2 separate regions of the Homo sapiens genome follow, and region 2 is linked to region 1. A link is an interaction called in ENCODE POLR2A ChIA-PET data of the cell type or tissue named here. Cell type or tissue: CD4-positive, alpha-beta T cell. All regions are shown on one strand. Links, peaks and the distances in the headings refer to the core of each region. The heading gives the core; the rest is flanking DNA. Region 1 holds the start of LOC124903065 (a long non-coding RNA gene). Region 2 overlaps CHFR (checkpoint with forkhead and ring finger domains).

What was found. Peaks named below come from ENCODE experiments on the same cell type or tissue, not always from the same donor. Only the 100,000 strongest peaks of a DNase experiment are listed, where the experiment ranks them.
Region 2: POLR2A ChIA-PET joins it to region 1 with 5 read pairs; 4 of 35 experiments call an interaction of 5 or more read pairs at or near these places.

What each region holds. Positions count from the first base shown.
Region 1 is chr12:132,900,742-132,910,834 of GRCh38, reverse strand. LOC124903065 (a long non-coding RNA gene) reads right to left here and starts at 2,167. Exons shown (of 2, transcript XR_007063553.1): 1 at 1,687-2,167. RefSeq lists a silencer at 2,394-2,443, a cis regulatory region at 8,992 and an enhancer at 8,908-9,077. In CD4-positive, alpha-beta T cell, for the core only: CTCF peaks have their summits at 5,684 and 5,884; a DNase peak (open chromatin) is centred at 5,904; H3K4me3 peaks cover 255 bases.
Region 2 is chr12:132,842,757-132,852,849 of GRCh38, reverse strand. CHFR (checkpoint with forkhead and ring finger domains) reads left to right here. Exons shown (of 18, transcript NM_001161346.2): 12 at 1,113-1,232; 13 at 4,126-4,209; 14 at 4,695-4,765; 15 at 5,720-5,807; 16 at 8,716-8,823; 17 at 9,767-9,839. Among named protein-coding and RNA genes, the nearest start is that of GOLGA3, 19 kb to the right of the region's middle. RefSeq lists enhancers at 1-149, 150-651. In CD4-positive, alpha-beta T cell, for the core only: no CTCF peak of the experiment used is centred there; a DNase peak (open chromatin) is centred at 5,289.

The sequences.
Region 1 (10,093 bases), core at 3,281-8,280:
AGACACTCTGATACTGGCAGAAGAATGGACAAAGAGGTCAGTGGGGCAGAATAAAGAGCCCAGAAGCAGCGCCACACAAATATAGTCAACTGATGTTTGACAAAGGAGCAAGGGCAATGCAATGGAGAAAGGATAGTCTTTTTAGCAAATGGTGCTGGAAAAACTGGACATCCACAGGCAAAAATGTGAATCTAGACAAAGACCTTATACCTTTCACAGAAACTAACTCAAAATGGATCAAAGACCTGAATGTGAAATGCAAAACTATACAACTCCTGGAAGACAGCACAGAAGAAAATCTAGGTGATCCTGGGTTTAGTGATATTTTCTCAGATACCATACCAAAAGTACAATCTGTGAAACAAAAAACTGATAAGTTGAACTTCATTAAAATTTAAAACTTGTGGCCAGGCGTGGTGGCACATGCCTGTAATCCCAGCTACTTGGGAGGCTGAGGCAGAAGAATCACTTGAACGCGGGAGGTGGAGGTTGCATGGGGCCGAGATCGCGCCATTGCACTCCAGCCTGGGCAACAAGAGCAAGACTCCGTCAGGAAAAAAAAAAAAAAGGGCCAGGCGTGGTGGCTCACGCCTGTAATCCCAGCACTTTGGGAGGCTGAGACGGGTGGATCACAAGGTCAGGAGTTCAAGACCAGCCGGGCCAAGAGACCAGCCTGGCCAATATGGTGAAACCCCGTCTCTACTAAAAATACAAAAATTAGCCGGGCGTGATGGCGGGCACCTATCATCCCAGCTACTTGGGAGGCTGAGGCAAGAGAATTGCTTCAACCCGGGAGGCAGAGGTTTCAGTGAGCCGAGATCGTGCCATTGCACTCCAGCCTGGGCAACAGAGCGGGACTCCGACTCAAAAAAAAAAAAAAAGTAAACTATAAACTTCAGTTAATAATAATATATTAATATTGGTGTATCAGTTGTAACAAATGTACCAGAGTAATATGAAACGTAAATATAGGGGAAACACTATGGTAGAACATAAGGGGAACACTAAGGTAGAAAGGGATGGGGGGAACTCCTTGTTCTTTCCAGTTGATTTTTCTGTAAACCCAACACGCTCTAAACAAAAATAAAATATATTAATTTTTTTTTAGTGCAACTAAACAAGGTCCATGAAAAAGAGAATATTGGGTGGGCGCGGTGGCTCATGCCTGTAATCCCAGCACTTTGGGAGGCTAAGGCAGGAGGCTCGCTTGAGACCAGTCTGGGCAATAGAGTGAGACCTCGTCTCTATAAAAAATTTAAAAATTAGCTGAGTGTGGTGACACACACTTGTAGTCCCAGCTACTCGGGAGGCTGAAGTGGGAGGATTGCCTGAGCCCAGGAGGCAGAGGTTGCAATGAGATTGTGGCACTGCACTCCAGCCTGGGTGACAGAAAGAGACCCTGTCTCCAAAAAAGAAAAAAATATTACAGGTTGGTCTTAGGATATATATTTTTAAATCCTGGTGAAGGATAAGTGAGCTTTTCTCAGGGAAGCAGGTGGGACAGAGGGGAATCACTTTGGGAGTGGCCTCCCACTAGTGACCTCACAGACCCCCTCACTGACCCGGCAGACCCCACATCACTGACACGTAAGACCCCAGATGACGAGGCCTGCACATCTCCTGTGACGGACAGCTGAGACCCCGTACCACTGCCCGGACCCAGCCCTGGCCCAATGGGGCTCGCACCTCCAAAGCCCACGTCCACACGTTCCGAGCCCGCCGTCCCATCGCAAACATCCGGGGGCCGCCACTGCGCCTAACGACCGCCCATCTCTGACGCCTCGGGTCGGCGTTTGATTTTTAACCCAAGAAAAGAGTAAAAGTCAAGCGGAAATCAACGCAGAAGCGGTGCTGCAGCCTCTGAGCTTCCTGACGGCCGTGTCCAGAGCCGGGCTCCTCCTCCGGCGGCAGCCGCCGGGCTCACTTCAGTGCGCTCAGCTTCTCGCGGGGACAAGCGTCTGGGCGGGGACGGCCCGAGGCGGGGGTGTGGCGAGGCTGGAGAACGCTGAAAGCTGGTGGGCTTGGGAAGACAAACGACGCTCTGAAATTTGGCTCCCAGGTAATACGTTCCGGCACTTCGCGGCGGCTCAGTCAGCGCTGCTGGGTTCCACCCCTCCTATGCGTTGCTCAGGGACAGGTTTCTTAGTGACAGGCCCCTCACTATTCCCATTGGCCAGGACGCCCAAGGCCCACGCAGCCGTTGGCTAAAATTGTTGTCTGTTTCAGACACGTTGGCGAATTCCCCGCCTCTACGTTGCCGGGAGACAGCATGTTGCCTAGCAGCGTGCGGCTCCCATTGCCTTTGGGCGCGGCTCTCCGCCCCGACCCGCCCCTCTGGGACCCATCCGGGTCTGCGCCTCAGCTAGACAGGGCGGGCTGCGGCGCGCAGTCTTAGGCGTGCGCTTCGGGGAAGGGGCCCTCGCGTGGGAGGAGCGCGTCTGCGAGGGATGCGCCGGCGCAGGCGAGACCCGGAGCCGCGTGGTCTCTGCGCAGTGCGTCGTGTGGGGCGGCCGACCCCGGCCCGGGTTTCCCTGCTCGTTTTCGTCCGGGCGGGCGTCTTGGTTCCCGTTCCAGGCCAGCCCCATCCTAGGTCGCTGCTTCATCCAGCGCTTGGGGCATTTGTGTCGTTGGCGTTGTTTTCCTCTTAACTACAAACTTTAAATGTGTTCATCTACTCGTGACGGCGAGTTTAGCAGACTTTCATTCCCAGAAGACGTGTCACACGATCTGTATATTTTTCATACAGAAATTGACGGACGTCGTTACTTCTAAATTTCCACAGGGGCTGGTTCATCCCGCGGCTTTACCTAGAGAAAAACGTCTGAGGCCGGGCGCGGCGGCTCCCGCCTGTAATCCCAACACTTTGGGAGGCCGAGGCGGGCGAATCACGAGGTCAGGAGTTCGAGACCAGACTGGCCAACATGGTGAAACCTCGTCTCTACTAAAAATACAAAAAAAAAAAAAAAAAAAAAAAAAAAAAAAAATAGCCGGGCGTGGCGGCGCATGCCTGTAATCCCAGCTACTCAGGAGGCTGAGGCAGGAGAATCGCTTGAACCCGAGATGGTGCCACTGCACTCCAGCATGGGCGATAGAGCGAGACTCCGTCTCAAAAAATAATAATAAAATAAAAACCATGGACAATGGGAGGAGAACATCACACACCGGGGCCTGTCGGGGGTGGGGGGCCAGGGGAGGGATAGCATCAGGAGAAATACGTAATGTAGATAACTGGTTGATGGGTGCAGCAAACCACCATGGCACGTGTATACCTATGTAACAAACCTGCAGGTTCTGCACATGTACCCCAGAACTTAAAGTATAATTTTAAAAAGAGAGAGAGAAGCGTCTGAGCGTTTCTCAGGGACGGCGGGTGGCAGCCAGGACGGGCTGGGGCGGTGAAGTGCGGGGCGGGAAGCGACGCGTGCGCCTCCTGCGCTGGCTTCTGTGAAAGGAGGGACTGATTGGAGATCACTGCTGAAAAGTGGACTACGCATCAGTGAATAGTTAGTGAAATATGAGCTTCTACATTCAAAACCATTTGTGCTTTAAAGATTTTGTTTCACCATGGTATCGTATTTATCTGAATCCTATGTTGCTTTTGCTTTGTAATCTGAATTGTCTGTCACTCCCCCAGTCTCAGTTTTTTGTTAACTGTTCAATATTCATAGAAATGTCTCTACATGGGACCCTTTAACAGAGAGAGTAATCTGTCATAGCAAGTATTTCCTGAGTAGTTTCACTGATTCTATGTTTTTAGCAGGTCAATGTTTTCCTGGTTAGTTTTATGATTTTATCTCAATTTTTACCAGTTTGTAACCAGAACTGGAGTATTAATGAGAAGATATATAATTGTAAGTAAATATTCTATTTATTAGAAGAATAAATCACCCTGACAGTCAACAAATAATCTTTTTAAAATTTTTCATTGATGTATTGATTTATTTATTAGAGGGAGAGTCTCTGTCGCCTCATCTGGAGTGCAGTGGTGCCATCATAGCTCACTTCAGCCTCGAACTCCTGGGCTCAAGTGGTCCTCCCGCCTTAGCCTCCCAAGTAGCTGAGACTACAGGCACGTGCCACTGCGTCAGGCTGATTTTTGTATTTTTATTGGAGATGAGGTCTGCCTAGGTTGCCCAGGCTGGTCTCAAACGCCTGGGCTCAAGCCATCCTCCCGCCTCAGCCTCGCAGAGTGCTGGGATTAGAGGCACGAGCCACCACACTCGGCAATAATAACAATCTTTTTAATGGATCCACTCAAACAAAATAGAACCTGCTCAACTAAAATTTCCTGTCTATCCTCAAATAATATTAAAAACCATCCTATCTTAATATGAATTACCCTAAAATCTATTATTGGCAAATATAAGTTTTCAGTACATCAGTGAATGCTGAAGTTAGTTATATTGGGGAAACTGGCTTTTGAAATATATTTTTTAATCGATTGTAGATAGCATTGTGTGTTCAGAAGCTGTGATGGAAGTGGCATTCTACACCGGACATCTGCTGATACAATACACATCTCTATAGAATCTACTTATTATAAGGACCACTTCATGTATTATCATTATGAAAATCATGATCTGCGAAAATAGGAAGAAAATTAAAGCTAGAAATGTATGTGATTTAATCTCTCTGTTTTGGCTGGCCTCAATTCTGCAGCTTCCTAACACGTTTGAAGCAAGGGTCCTTGCCTGTGATTGTATTATTAATACATTCTATGTAAGCTTAGTTTAAATGATATTGTTCCAGCCAGGCGTGGTGGCACCTATAGTAACAGCTACTCAGGAGGCTGAGGTGGGAGGATCCCTTGATCCTAGGAATTCGAGGCTTCAGTGAGCTATAATGGTGCCAGTGCACTCCAGCCTGGGTGACAGCAACACCCTGAAAAAAAATTAAAAATAAGATAAAATGATATTGTTCATGTGAAAGAATGCCCATTCTTTTGCAAAGATAGTGCTCTTTTGGTAGCTTTTAGAAGTTTTGGATTTGGAAGTTGAGTTCTTCAAGTTCATTATTATTCAGGGTTGTATTTACAATTCTAGGTTTACAAACAGTTTGTCAACATCTACGAAATTAATTGCGGGGATTTTTGTCGGAGCGGCACCAACTCTACAGTTGGGAAGAATTGACATCTTAGCAATATTGTGACTACAATAATGAAAAAGGAGTATGCTCCGGTTATGTTTTCCTTTTTTTTCTCTCTTTCTCTCTCTTTCTTTTCCGTCCCTCCTTTCCTTCCTTCCTTCCCTCCCTCCCTCCCTTAAGATAGAGTCTCCCTCTGTTCCCCCGGCTGGAGTGCAGTGGCCCCATCATGGCTCACTGCAACCTCCCTCTCCAGGGCTCAAGCCATCCTTCCATCTCAGCCTCCCGAGTAGCCGGGACTACAGCCGCACACCACCAAGCCAGTCTAATTTTTGTATTTTTAGTAACGACAGGGCTTGGCCATATTTCCCAGGCTCCTCTGGACTCCTGACCTCAGGCGAGCCCTCTGTGCTCCGGACCTTCCGGAGTGCTGGGATTACAGGTGTGAGCCACTGCGCCGGCCTACGTTTTCTTTTAATAGTGTTTCATAGTTTTCTGGATACAGATGGTTTCATATTTTGTTAGAGCAAGGATTTCTTGGATTTGTTGTATCCAAGGATTTCTTTTTGTTGTTTTATTGCAAACGGTAGGCCTTTAAAGTTTTCCAGTTTCAGTTGACTTTAATATATTGGCTTTGTACTTTTGCTTCTTGTTACCTCCCCCACTCCTATCAAGCCACAGAAGAGGAGGCTCCACCGCACTTTTGATCTCCAAAATTATAGTTTAGGAGATACGGTTCAGAAAAGAGCGGGGAGGCGCGCTTCTTTCGCTGATGGGGTGCGCTCAGCTCCTGCGCTGCCCCTGGTGGCCGGCAGGGCGCGCCCAACCCTACGATTGTGGCTCGTGGCGCGCATGCGCATTCCGCCCGCGGCGTCGCCACAGGGTGAGGGAGCTTGGCTTCCTGAGAAGCCACCCAGGAGCCCCGGCTTGGGGATGACTTGAGGCCGCGTCTTCGGTGAGGAAAAGCTTCCCAGAGGAACTCTGCCGGGGAATCTCTAGAGTCATTGTCCTTTTTTAAAAATGTTTTTATAGGCCGGGCGCGGTGGCTCTCGCCTGTAATCCCAGCACTTTGGGAGGCCGAGGCGGGTAGATCATGAGGTCAGGATATCCAGACCAGCCTGGCCAACAAGGTGAAATCCAGTCTCTACTAAAAATACAAAAATTAGCCGGGCGTGGTGCCGCGCGCCTGTAATCCCAGCTACTCAGGAGGCTGAGGCAGGGGAATTGCTTGAACCTGGGTGGCCGAGGTTGCAGTGAGCCGAGATCGTGCCATTGCACTCCAGCCTGGGCAACTTGAGCAAGACTCCGTCTCTAAATAAATAAATAAATAAATAACGTTTTTTCGCTTTTTTTTTTTTTTTCTCTGAGACAGAGTCTGTTTCTGTCGCCCAGGCTGGAGGTGGTTTCGGCTCACTGCAACCGCCGCCTCCCGGGTTCAAGCGATTCTCCTGCCTCAGCCTCCAGGGTAGCTGGGATTACAGGCTCCCGCCACCACGCCCAGCTAATTTTTGTATTTGTAGTAGAGATGGGGTTTCACCATCTTGGCCAGGCTGGTCTTGAACTCCTGACCTTGTGATCCATCCGCCTCGGCCTCCCAAAGTGCTGAGATTACAGGCATGAGCCGCTGTGCCCCGCCATGCGCCGCATTTTCTTTCTTTCTTTCTTTTTTTTTTTTTTTTTTTGAGACGGAGTCTCGCTCTGTTGCCCAGGCTGGAGTGCAGTGGCGCGATCTCAGCTCATTGCAACCTCCACCTCCCGGGTTCACGCCATTCTCCTGTCTCAGCCTCTCCAGTAGCTGGGACTGCAGGCGCCCGCCACCACGCCCGGCTAATTTTTTGTATTTTTAGTAGAGACGGGGGTTTCACCGTGTCAGCCAGGATGGTCTCGATCTCCTGACCTCATGATCCGCCCGCCTGGGCCTCCCAAAGTACTGGGATTACAGGCGCCGCATTTTCTTATCCATTCATCTGTTGATGGACATTTAGGTTGCTTCCAAATCTTGGCTGTTGTGAACAGTGCTGCAGCAAACATGGCAGTGCAGACATCTCTTAGACATGCTGATTCCCTTTCCGGTATCTAGCCATCAGGGATTGCTGGAGCTTGTGGTAGCTCAATTTTTAGTTTTCTGAGGTACCTCCAAACAGTTCTCGGTAGTGGTTGTACTAATTTACATTCCTTCCAACCGTGTATGAGGGTTCCCTTTTCTCCACGTCCACCAGAGACACTTTCCTTAAATTCATAAGCAGAGATTCCCTCATGTTCTGGAATGTTCCCATGCGTTATTCTTTACTTTCTCTGGAAAGTAAAGATCTCGGAGTGAGATCTGTTTTAGGCATTTCCCTTCACAGAGGGGTTGGCAGCGGGAAACAGAGAGCACCTGGTGTTTCCTTAATCAGGATTGTTCTGGGAGGAAATCCATGCAAGTCCAGAGAAGTGCGTGGCCCAGGTGAGACTTGCAGAGAACAGTGTTCGTGCCTACAGCTTGGGGAGTCTGGGAGAAGGAAAATGAGCACTCCTGTGGATGTGCTTTATTCATTTCTTCCTGTCTTATTTTCCCTACAGGGTTAAAGTAGTTGTAAAGAAGAAAGTTTTGCAAAGTACATGTATTAAAACTCAAAACATTAGGCCAGGTGCAGTGGCTCATGCCTGTAATCCCAGCATTTTGGGAGGCTGAGGTGGGCAGATCACACGGTCATTAGATCGAGACCATCCTGGCTAACACGGTGAAACCCCGTCCCTACTAAAAATACAAAAATTAGCCGGGCGTGGTGGCACGCGCCTGTAGTCCCAGCTACTCGGGAGGCTGAGGCAGGAGAATTGCTTAAACCCAGAAGGCAGAGGTTGCAGTCAGCCGAGATTGCGCCATTGCACTCCAGCCTGGGCAACAGAGCAAGACTCTGTCTCAAAATAAAAAATAATAAAATAGAATAAAAATCATTATTTCCACTTAAAATAGTTCATAGCGGCTGGGCACAGTGGCTCACACCAGTAATCCCAGCACTTTGGGAGGCCAAGGCAGGCAGATCACCTGAGGTCAGGAGTTCAAGACCAGCCTGGCCAACATGGTGAAACCCTGTCTCTACTAAAAATACAAAAAAAAGCAGCTGGGTATGGTGGTGCATGCCAGTAGTCCCAGCTACTAGGGAGGCTGAGGCAGGAGAATCGCTTGAACCCGGGAGGCAGAGGTTGCAGTGATCCCAGATCCCGCCACTGCACTCCAGCCTGGGCAATAGAATGAGACTCCATCTCAAAAAAAAAAAAAAAGTTCATATCAAAAGGAAAATATAGGCTGCTCTGCCTGTGGAGTAGCTATTCTTTTGTTTCTTTACATCTCTAATAAACTTGCTTTCACTTACAAAAAAAAAAAAAAAAAAAAAAGGAAAATCCTAGCACTCTGGGAAGCTGAGGCAGGCAGATCACCTAAGGTCAGGAGTTCGAGACCAGAATACAAAAATTAGCCGGGTGTGGTGGTGCATGCCTGTAATCCCAGCTACTCAGGAGGCTGAGACAGGAGAGTTGCTTGAAACTGGGAAGCGGAAGAGGTTGCAGTGAGCCGAGATCATGCCACTGCACTCCAGCCTGGGCAACAGAGCAAGACTCCATCTCAAAAAAAAAAAAAAAAGGGCTGGGCACGGTGGCTCATGCCTGTAATCCCAGCAGTTTGGGAGGCCAAGGCAGGCAGATCACCTGAGGTCAGGAGTTCGAGCCCAGCCTGGCCAACATGGAGAAACCCTGTCTCTACTAAAAATATAAAATTAACTGGGTGTGGTGGCACATGCCTGTAATCCGAGCTACTGGGGATGCTAAGGCAGGAGAATCGCTTGAACCAGGGAGGTGGAGGTTGTGGTGAGCCGAGATTGCGCCACTGCACTCCAGCCTGGGCAACAGTAGCGAAACTCTGTCTCAAAAAAAAAAAAAAAGAAAATGTAAAAGGTAATTTTACTTTTCTGGTTTTAATAGAAGCAAATTCCTCAGTAATCTTTTTTTTTTTTTTTTTGAGACAGAGTCTCTCGCTCTGTACCCAGGCTGGAGTGCAGTGGCCGATCTCGGCTCACTGCAGCCTGCGCCTCCCGGGTTCAAGCAATTCTCCTGCCTCAGCCTCCCGAGTAGCTAGGACTACAGGAGTGCGCTGCCACATCTGGCTAATTTTTGTATTTTTTAGTAGAGACAAGGTTTCATCAGGTCGGGCAGGATGGTCTTGATCTCCTGACCTTGTGATCTGCCCATCCCAGCCTCCCAAAGTGCTGGGATTACAGGCATGAGCCACCGCACCCAGCCCATCAGTAATCTTTTAAAAATGTACTTATTAGCTCACTTCATTTTCACTTAAGAGAATTTCCATGTTTGATAATTTTTTATGACTCACTGACTATCTCAAAAGGTTTTCTGTGGCCAGGTGTGGTGGCTCACGCCTGTAATCCCAGCACTTTGGGAGGCCGAGACTAGCGGATCACCTGAGGTCAGGAGTTGGAGACCAGCCGGGCCAAGATGGCAAAACCCCATCTCTACTAAATATACAAAAATTAGTTGGGCCTGGTGGTGGGCACCTGTAATCTCAGGTACTCAGGAGGCTGAGGCGGGGGAGAATTGCTTGAACCCTGGAGACAGAGGTTGCAGTGAGCCGAGATTGTGCCACTGCACTCCATCCTAGGTGACAGAGTGAGACTCTGTCTCAAAAACAAATAAATAAATAAATAAATGGGTTTTTTTTGTTTGTTTTTTGAGACAGGGTCTCACTCTGTTGCCCAGGCTGGAGTCCAGTGGTGCTATCATGGCTCATTGCAGCCTCCACCTCCCGGGCTCAAGCAATCCTCCCACCTTAGCCTCCTACATTAGCCTCCCTAGTACAGGTGTGCATCACCACATCCGGCTAATTTTTTGTATTTTTGGTGGAGACGGGGTTTCACCATGTTGGCCAGGCTGGTCTCGAACTCCTGAGCTCAGGCAATCCACCCACCTTGGCTTCCCAAAGTGATGGGATGACAGGCTTGAGCTCCCAGCCAGCTGCTAG
Region 2 (10,093 bases), core at 3,212-8,211, 58 kb after region 1:
GCTTCCTGGCCACGGGTGGGGGCTGAGCACATCACGAGGCCACTGGCCTGGGATGGATGTAGAGCCACATCCTTGTGCTGCATTCTCAGTGGCTTCTTGTAGAACCCGTGGACGGAACGGACAAAGCAGTGCTTGGCGTTGGTATGGATGCCCATCCACCAGCCTGGGTTTGCTTCCGCCACTCAGCAGCTCTGTCTGGGTCACTGGACAAGCTCCTTCCTTTGCATGGTGGGACCAGCGCCTCCCTCTGGGGTCCTGGGTCCCTCAGTGGGTGCTCAGTGAACCTGGGTGGTGAAATTGCCGTCCTTATGGCCGGCATGTTGACCTCGCAGGGTCTTTCCTGTGTGGGTGGCGAGTGTCCAGGGAACTTGGCTGTGTGGGCTCAGACTTCTGCTGCCACATCGATTGGTCTTGTGCACCGTGGCTGTCCTTTGTTTATTTGAGAGATGGCTGTTCTCTCACCTGAGCGGAAATTGAACACACAGCTTGTTTTATTCTATATCATAGGTTCTATGGGCTTGTCCTCTCTTTATAGGAAATAATAGAAAACCTTCAACAGATCGGCCGGGCACGGTGGCTCATGCCTGTAATCCCAGCACTTTGGGAGGCCGAGGCGGGCGGATCACAAGGTCAAGAGATTGAGACCATCCTGGCTAACATGGTGAAACCCTGTCTCTACTAAAAATACAAAAAAAAAAAAAATTAGCCAGGCGTGGCAGGCACCTGTAGTCCCAGCTACTCGGGAGGCTAAAGCAGGAGAATGGCGTGAACCCGGGAGGCGGAGCTTGCAGTGAGCCGAGATCACGCCACTGCAGTCCAGCCTGAGCGACAGAGTGAGACTCTGTCTCAAAAAAAAAAAGAGAACTTGCAACAGATCTTTGAAATCTTGCTCCAGCTGCTAAATCAAAGATCATTTTTGGTTATTGTTAATCTGTTTTGACTCCCCGAGTTTGGGTGGCAGAAGGTCCCCGGTGGTTTAGCAGGGCAGGTCTGCTTCTTCCCCGGCTGTCTCAGGTGCACCTCTCCTCGCTGTGCTTCCCGGCGGCCTCTCTAACCTGCTGTCTTTCTGCCCTGGGTCCCACGTGCTCCGGCTGAATGTGCGTGTGCTTCAGCAGTCCAGGATTACGTGTGCCCTCTGCAAGGAAGCCACGCCCTGTGCACCTGCTGCTTCCAGCCCATGCCCGACCGGAGAGCGGAGCGCGAGCAGGACCCGCGTGTCGCCCCTCAGCAGTGTGAGTGCCCGCGCCACCGCACGCAGGCGGGTTCCTATCTGTCCTTCAGGGGTCAGGTTTCAAAGCGGTGTTGGCCTTAGGGTAACCTGTGAAGTAAGGATGCCGTTTCTTTTTTTCCATCAGTGTGATCAGTTTTCCCCACGTCACCATATTGAATAATCTATCTTTTCCCACCATCTAGTAACATTGCCCCTTCACAGGCTACATCTCCATCCACCGGGGGCTCGGCTTGGATCTGTGTCTATCCCCTGCCAGCACTGTGGTTGCTTTATAATGTGTCACTGTTAAACCTCTTATATGAATGTTGATGCTTTAGTATACAACTCTGGCCAGGCACAGTGGCTCACGTCTGTAATCCCAGCACTTTGGGAGGCCAAGGTAGGTGGATCTTCTGTGTCCAGGAGTTTCAGACCAGCCTGGGCAATATGGTGAAACCCCATCTCTACAAAAAATACAAACATTAGCCAGACATGATGGTGTACACCTGTAATCCCAGCTACTCGGGAGGCTGAGGCCAAAGGATGGCTTGAGTCCGAGAGGAGGAGGTTGCAGTGAGCTGAGATCGTGCCACTGTACTCCAGCCTTGGCGACAGAGGGAAATCCTGTCTCAAAACAAAACATATATATATATATATATATATATATATATATATGCACACACATACAGTTATTATTAAAAATGGAGCTTGTCCTTTATTTCATGGCTGTTTTAATGTATTCCTGCAGAAATGTCTGTCTATGTCCTTTGCCTTTTTTTTATGACTTCCTAATTTGTCAGAGCTTCTTATATGTGAAAGTGTTAGGTGAAGAAAGCCCTAGCCCTGTTGAGCACCGCGGTTGGCTCCTGCCGCACACACCGGTGTTGCTCTGTGCACTGAGCCCTGTGTGAGCAGCACACAGGACCACAGCACTGGTTCTGTCTGGAATGGCTTAAAAATGTTCTGGGCACTCAGGAAACCAAACAGGTTACTGCTGGGGTCTGTACCCTGAGACTGGGCTTGGCAGGGGTGGGGCCTAGCCTGCAGCGTCGGGACACATGGCCGTGGGACACACCCGGTGATCTGGGCGGTCGCTGCCTCGGGGGTCATCCACGGCAGGCGCTGGCCACTGCTGATGCTGCACGTGGGAGGGCAGGTGAGAAGCCACAGAGAACAGCTTGTCCCATGTCTCACACACGCGGTGGTCAGCAGATGGCAGCTCGGCCCAGCTTTTCCCCAGGAATCCAAACTCTTCACTCTAATTTCACAGAGCATGCTTCGTATATAGAGGCATTGGTGAAGTGGTCGTAGGCGTTATAAGACTTAAGGACTCAATCCTGTGAGAATTTTAGCGAGGGTTTACCTAACATTATATTTTAGGGATTTCCATTGTATAGAATATCAGACAATTAAAAATAATTTCCTTTGGGAGGCTGAGGTGGGTGGATCACGAGGTTAGAAGATCAAGACCATCCTGGCTAACATGGTGAAATCCCATCTCTACTAAAATTACAAAAAATTAGCCGTGTATGGTGGCGGGCGCCTGTAGTTCCAGCTACTTGGGAGGCTGAGGCAGGAGAATGGCGTGAACCCGGGAGGCAGAGGTTGCAGTGAGCCGAGATGGCGCCAGTGCACTCCAGCCTGGGTGACAGAGCAAGACTCTGTCTAAAATAAATAAATAAATAAATAAATAACGTCTACAAAGCCAAGGTGACAACATGGAAAAATACCTAGGTAGAAAAAGGCCACCTAGGCTGGGCATGGGCTCACGCCTGTAATCCCAGCACTTTGGGAGGCCAAGGCAGGCGGATGACCTGAGGTCAGGAGTTTGAGACCAGCCTGACCAACGCGGTGAGACCCCATCTTTACTAAAAATGAAAAAATTGGCCAGTTGTGGGCATCTGTAATCCCAGCTACTGGGGAGGCTGAGGCAGGAGAATCGCTTGAACCCAGGAGGCGGAGGTTGCAGTGAGCCGAGATTGCTCCACTATACTCCAGCCTAGGCCACAGAGCAAGACTCTGTCTCAAAAAAAAAAAAAAGCCACCTGAATATGTGCAGTTGGGGGCAAGCATGTTGCATGTTCAGAGCTAGAATGAAGCCCATCGAAGCCGTGTTAGGGTGGTGGAGCAGGTGAGATTTCTTTCTTTTGTGTCTCTCACTGTTTTCCTGGGATGAGCATGTGGTGTTCAGTTTAAGAAACGATGTGGGTCTGAGGCCGGGTGCAGTGCATCACGCCTGTAAATGTTCAGTTTAAGAAACGATACGGGTCTGAGGCCGGGTGCAGTGCATCACGCCTGTAAATGTTCAGTTTAAGAAACGATACGGGTCTGAGGCCGGGTGCAGTGCATCACGCCTGTAAATGTTCAGTTTAAGAAACGATGTGGGTCTGAGGCCGGGCGCAGTGCATCATGCCTGTAATCCTAGCGCTTTGAGAGGCTGAGGTGGGAGGATCCCTTGAAGCCAGGAGTTTGAAACCATCCTGGGCAACATGGTGAGACCCTGTCTCTACAAAAATAAAAAATAAATTAGCCGGGCCTGGTGGTGTGCACCTGTAGTCCTAGCTACTCAGGAGGCTGAGGTGGGTGGATCCCTTGAACCCAGGAGGCGGAGGTTGCAGTGAGCTGTGATTGTTCCCCTGTACTCCAGCCTGGGCCACAGAGCGAGACTCCATCTCTAAAAAATAACAAACCAGAAAATGTGAGCCTCGCCTTTTTTCAGGGATACAACTCCTCGCCATCACAGTCCATCACAACCTGGGTGGCGTTAGCTGGATGTGGCCCCGCCCCGATTTCCATGAGACCCCTCCTGAACAATGTTTCCAGAAAGAGTTGAGCTCCTGAGCCTGGTGCTGACGAATTGTGTTGGAGACAGCCCTCAGCGCTGAGTGCGTGTAACGAGTGTCCTCTCTCCACAGGTGCGGTCTGCCTGCAGCCTTTCTGCCACCTGTACTGGGGCTGCACCCGGACCGGCTGCTACGGCTGCCTGGCCCCGTTTTGTGGTAATACTGGCTCTTCAGGCCCCAGTTGCTTTGACCTTTGCATGTTCTCTTGGTGAACTTGAGGGCAGGGGATGGTGGGGTCCATAGCCTGATGTTTATAGGGATGAGGCCACTGTTGGTCATCAAATGATACCTATTCCTGGCTGGACTGCAGAGGTGTGTCAAATTCGTGTTAGCTCAAAATCAAGCCTTAACAGAATTATTAGGGGAGATACTCCCAGGACAGAATCCTTGCAGCGGGGTTCTGCTGTTACGATACCAAGACCAGGTGCTGGGGAGACTCGGAGAGCTGATCTTTTTAAGGAGGGAGTGGAATGGAAATCATTTCTGCTTGTCCTCTGTTTAAAATTGAGTTTTATCATTGAACTTCTTATTCTTTCTAGAATCTGTAATGAAAAGAAATATGTTTATCCTCAGTGTCGGGCAGACAGTGCTTTCCTGCGACATCATTATAAACAGGTAACATTGCCCCTTCATCTCGGCAGAGCTCAACCTGGGTGACAAGTGTCTGGACGGCGTGCTGAACAACAACAGCTACGAGTCAGACATCCTGAAGGTACCGACTCGCTGCGGGCTGGGGAGCCGGGAGCCACATTTTCTCCCTAGTGCAGCCAGCTGGTTCTCTGCATTCTATTGGTGTTTATCTGTTTTACCTGACCCGCTGCGGGTTGGGGAGCCGGGAGCCATGTTTCCTCACTGGTGCAGCCAGCTGGTTCTCTGCATGCCATTGGTGTTTGTCTGTTTTTTCCGTATTCCAAAAATAGGTATTTCGTTTTTGTGCCTCCTGCCACCAATTCGTAGGAGCCGCTTCCCGCAGCTCTTGTTCCCGGCAGCTCTTGTTCCCACAGCTCTCGGTGAGGGCTTCTTGAAGGTGCCGCCCTTTAGCAAGACCAGGGCCTTTTCTCTGGTCCCTGTCTCTTCTGGCCATTTGCCTTCCCACGTCTAGGAAGCTACCTCGGTTTCTAGGATTTACATATGTTTAACATGCGCATTCGCCCTCCTGCCGAGCACTTTGCTGACAGCACACACAATGGTGGGGCCTTGAGGCTTGCCACAGACACACCTGGCAGGCGCCCGCTCAGCCCCACACTCTGCTTTGATGCCCACAGAAGGAGCTCAACAGCTCGTGTGTGTTTGAAGGGCACAGAGAACAGATGCCAAGTCCTCAGCTTTTCTTGTGCAACAGCCTGGGCTCGTTGCTGGGCTGTGTGCACTGTGGCCTGGCTTTCATGTCTCATTCACACCTGGGCTGTGTAGGTCTTGGCAGAACTTTTGAGAGACTCTGGTAACTGTTACACTGGAACCTTTTGGGACTTCCAGGAGGCTCTTGGACAAGACTTCTCGTGCTGCAGGCCGTGAACGTGCAGCCCTCTGCAAATGCCACTTATAAGGGTCTGAGCTTTGGCTTTGCACACTTTCAGGGGCCTTTTATGAAATGTTTTCTCTCGTTATTTCAGTGTTTCTTCCTCTAAACGAGTATTTCTTATTCCTCTCTTTTTTTGCGTCACAGAATTACCTGGCAACCAGAGGTTTGACATGGAAAAACATGTTGACCGAGAGCCTCGTGGCTCTCCAGCGGGGAGTGTTTCTGCTGTCTGGTGAGTTCTTCTGTTGCCTCCTGCTCTAAGGCGCATGTGAGTGTCCAGGGCTGTGCCTGCGTGTCTGCTCTCCCAGTGACAACTCCGACCTTCACCCACCCTGGAAGAGAGGAAAAAGATCCTGATGCTTTCAGGTTGTTTTTGTTTGTTTGTTTGTTTTTTGAGATGGAGTCTCGCTCTTGTTGCCCAGACTGGAGTGCAGTGGCATGATCTCAGCTCAAGGCCCCCTCGGCCTCCTGGGTTCAAGCGATTCTCCTGCATCAACCTCCTGAGTAGCTGGGATTACAGGCATGTGCCACCACACCCAGCTAATTTTGTATTTTTAGTAAAGATGGGGTTTCCCCATGTTGGCCAGCCTGGTCTTGAACTTCTGACTTCAGGTGATCTGCCCACCTCAGCTTCCCAAAGTGCTGGAATTACAGGCGTGAGCCACTATGCCCGGCCTTCAGGTTGTTTTTTGAAAGTTGAGCGTGGGCCGGGTGTGGTGGCTCACGCCTGTAATCCCAGCACTTTGGGAGGCTGAGGCGGGCGGATCATGAGGTCAAGAGATTGAGACCATCCTGGCTAACACGGTAAAACCCTGTCTCTACTAAAAAAAGAAAAATACAAAAAATTAGCCGGGCGTGGTGGCGGGCGCCTGTAGTCCCAGCTACTCGGGAGGCTGAGGAAGGAGAATGGCGTGAACCCGGGAGGCGGAGCTTGCAGTGAGCCAAAATCACGCCACTGCACTCCAGCCTGGGGGACAGAGCGAGACTCCGTCTCAAAAAAAAAAAAAAAAAGACAGTTAAGCATGAACCTGTATGACATATTCCAGCAGCTTCTATCCTTGTAGGGGAGGGTGGGTGTGGCCGACTGCCACTACTGCTGCTTGAGACCCTCACTACAGCAGTTACTGCTGTTACTGCTTGAGACCATCATTACAGGACTGAACAAAGGGACAAACGTAGAAATGAAAACAAAAAGACAAAAGAAACTTTTAAGGAAAGGCAACATGGGGAAGAAGAGGAGAGCTCCCTGCTTCTAGTGAGTAAAGGCTGCCCCTGAGCTTCTACAGCCCTTCATATTTATTGGGTAACAAGAGCAAGGAGGAGGTAACAACTGGGCAGCTGCTAAATTGATCACAGGTTCATACTGTTACTGACAGGCTTCAATTATGCCTAATCATAAGAAACATTTGTGTGGCCTCCAACAGGTGGGGCCAGCTTGGAGGGTCTCTACCACTTGTCTATCCAGAGGTCCTGGGGTCAGTTGTCCTGGGACCCTCGGGGACTTGGTGAATCTCTTGCTTGATGTGTCAGTCACTTGGTGAGGGTCACTCCTCTCCAGGGGGGCACACGATGCTTTGTGGAGTATGATAATTTATCACTAAGGGAGGCTGTAGAAATATATATATGAGACAGGTTCTTGCTCTGTCGCCCAGGCTGGAGTGCAGGGGCATGATCACAGCTCACTGCAGCCTCGACCTCCTGGGCTCAAGAGATCATCTCACCTCAGCCTCCCAAGTAGCTGGGACCACAAGCGTGTGCTACCATGCCTGGCTAATCTTAGTTTTTTTATTTTTATTTATTTATTTATTTTTTTTTTTGAGATGGAATCTTGCTGTGTCACCCAGGCTGGAGTGCAATGGCACAATCTCAGCTCCCTGCAAGCTCCGCCTCCCAGGTTCAACAATTGTCCTGCCTCAGCCTCCTGAGTAGCTGGGATTACAGGCACCCGCCAACATGCCCAGCTAATTTTTTTTTTGTATTTTTAGTAGAGGTGAGGTTTCACCATCTTGGTTAGGCTGGTCTCGAACTCCTGACCTTGTGATCCGCCTGCCTCGGCCTCCCAAAGTGCTGGGATTACAGGCGCGAGCCACCGTGCCTGGCCGATATCTTTGTTAATTAAGGGTATAGCACATTTTCATTTGTGTTGCAAATGTTTCCACTATAGTAGTAGTTCACTTTTGTTGTATTTATTTTAATTTTGATGTTTAAATTGTAGATAGCCAAATGTACAAATCCTTTCCTCTGTGCAATTTGGTTTTCAAGACATACTTAGAAATAGCTAATTTTCTCATTTTCTTCTTGTTTTTTGGGAGTTTTAATATTTAAATTTTATATCCATGTGGGGCCGGGCGTGGAGGCTCACGCCTGTAATCCCAGCATTTTGGGAAGCCGAGGCGGGCGGATCATCTGAGGACAAGAGTTTGAGACCAGCCTGGCCAACATGGTGAAACCCCATCTCTACTAAAAAAGTATAAACATTAGCCGGGCACGGTGGCACACACCTGTAGTCCCAGCTACTCGGGAGGCTGAGACAGGAGAATCAGTTGAACGCAGGAGGTGGAGGTTGCAGTGAGCTGAGACCCCGCCACTGCACTCTAGCCTGGGCGACAGAGCAAGACTTGGTCTCAAAAAATAAATAAAATAAATGTTATATCCACGTGGGATTGTTTTGCTGTAAGAAAATAAATTGGTGGCCGGGCGCAGTGGCTCACGCCTGTAATCCCAGCACTTTGGGAGGCCGAGGCGGGTGGATCACGAGGTCAGGAGATCGAGACCATCCTGGCTAACACGGTGAAACCCAGTCTCTACTAAAAATACAAAAAATTAGCCCGGTGTGGTGGCGGGCACCTGTAGTCCCAGCTACTCAGGAGGCTGAGGCAGGAGAATGGCGTGAACCCGGGAGGCGGAGCTTGCAGTGAGCCGAGATCGCACCACTGCACTCCAGCCAGGGCGACAGAGCGAGACTCCGTCTCAATAAAAATAAATTCGTATCTAGATTGGCTTTGTTCTTATTTTCCTAATGTGTCGCCCGTTGTCTTCACCCCATTTATGGTCAGTGCGTTAGTCTCCCACTGCTGTGAAGTCCGTGCGCTGCTGTTGGGAAGATGGTGTTGCTGGGTAACTGGCTGTGTTTCTTCCAGATTACAGAGTCACGGGAGACACCGTTCTGTGTTACTGCTGTGGCCTGCGCAGCTTCCGTGAGCTGACCTATCAGTATCGGCAGAACATTCCTGCTTCCGAGTTGCCAGGTAAGGAGCCCCCGACTTCCTCATGGCTCTAGTTCTGTCTGGGTTGGCTTCTTGGCTTCTGCCTCTCTTTTTTTTTTTTGAGACAGTTTCGCTGTTTTTGCCCAGGCTGGAGTGCAGTGGTGCAATCTCGGCTCACTGCAACCTCTGCCTCCTGAGTTCGAGCAATTCTTCTGCCTTAGCCTCCTGAGTAGCTGGGATTACAGGCACCCGCCACCACGCCCGGCTAATTTTTTGTGTTTTAGTAGAGACGGGGTTTCACCATGTTGGCCAGGCTGGTCTCGAACTCTTGACCTCGGCCTCCCAAAGTGCTAGGATTGCAGGCATGAGCCACCACGCTCGGCCAGCACTCTTTTCTTTACAGACACCCTGTTTGCACTTTGCTCAATGTTCTAAGCAGAATTTGGCCTCAGTCAGGAGCCGGCAGGACGTCAGGCCATACAGGGCTGTGGTTGTTTTAGGCCCTGGGTCTATTTGCAGTTACTCATGAGTGTAACGTGGGTTTCTAAAACAGATTTGTAAAGACATCCAATAGTCAACTGGGGTAATTTTATTTCCTCAATTGGGTTTTTATTTTTTAATTTTTATTTATTTATTTATTTTTGAGACAGAGTCTGACTCTGTCGCCCAGGCTGAAGTGCAGTGGTGTGATCTTGGCTCACTGCAACTTCCCTCTCCCAGGTTCAAGCGATTCTCCTGCCTCTGCCTCCCAAAGTGCTGGGATTACAGGCATGAACCACTGTACCTGACCCTCAGTTGGGTTTTTAGTTAAACATGTGTTTCCTTTCCTGAAATCTCAGAACGGTCCGAGGAAACTAGTTATGGAGGGACCAGAGGCCGTGCGTTTCCACCGCAGCGTCTGTCGTTGGGTCTCTGCTGGGATTCAGGTAGCTGAGTGGGTGCGTGCAATACATCTCATAGATGCGTACCCCTTCTCTTTTTCCAGTGGCCGTAACATCCCGTCCTGACTGCTACTGGGGCCGTAACTGCCGCACTCAGGTGAAAGCTCACCACGCCATGTGAGTGCAGCTGGGGGCACAGGCGTCAGCTACAGAGTGATGAATGAGTTAACTGCCTGCTTATAAATAGGCTGATATGGTCATTATGCTTCTCTCAGGTTGCATCCTTTAGGAACCGGTATCTTCATTTAGAAATCCTGCTCTTCCTTTATCCCTTCGTTTCATGCAGTTTTATCTCCGTCTTCCACTTCTGTGTCTTCCTGGCTGGAGTAGCTTTATCTGTTGTCTGAGGCATCCGGGGCACACCCCATCAT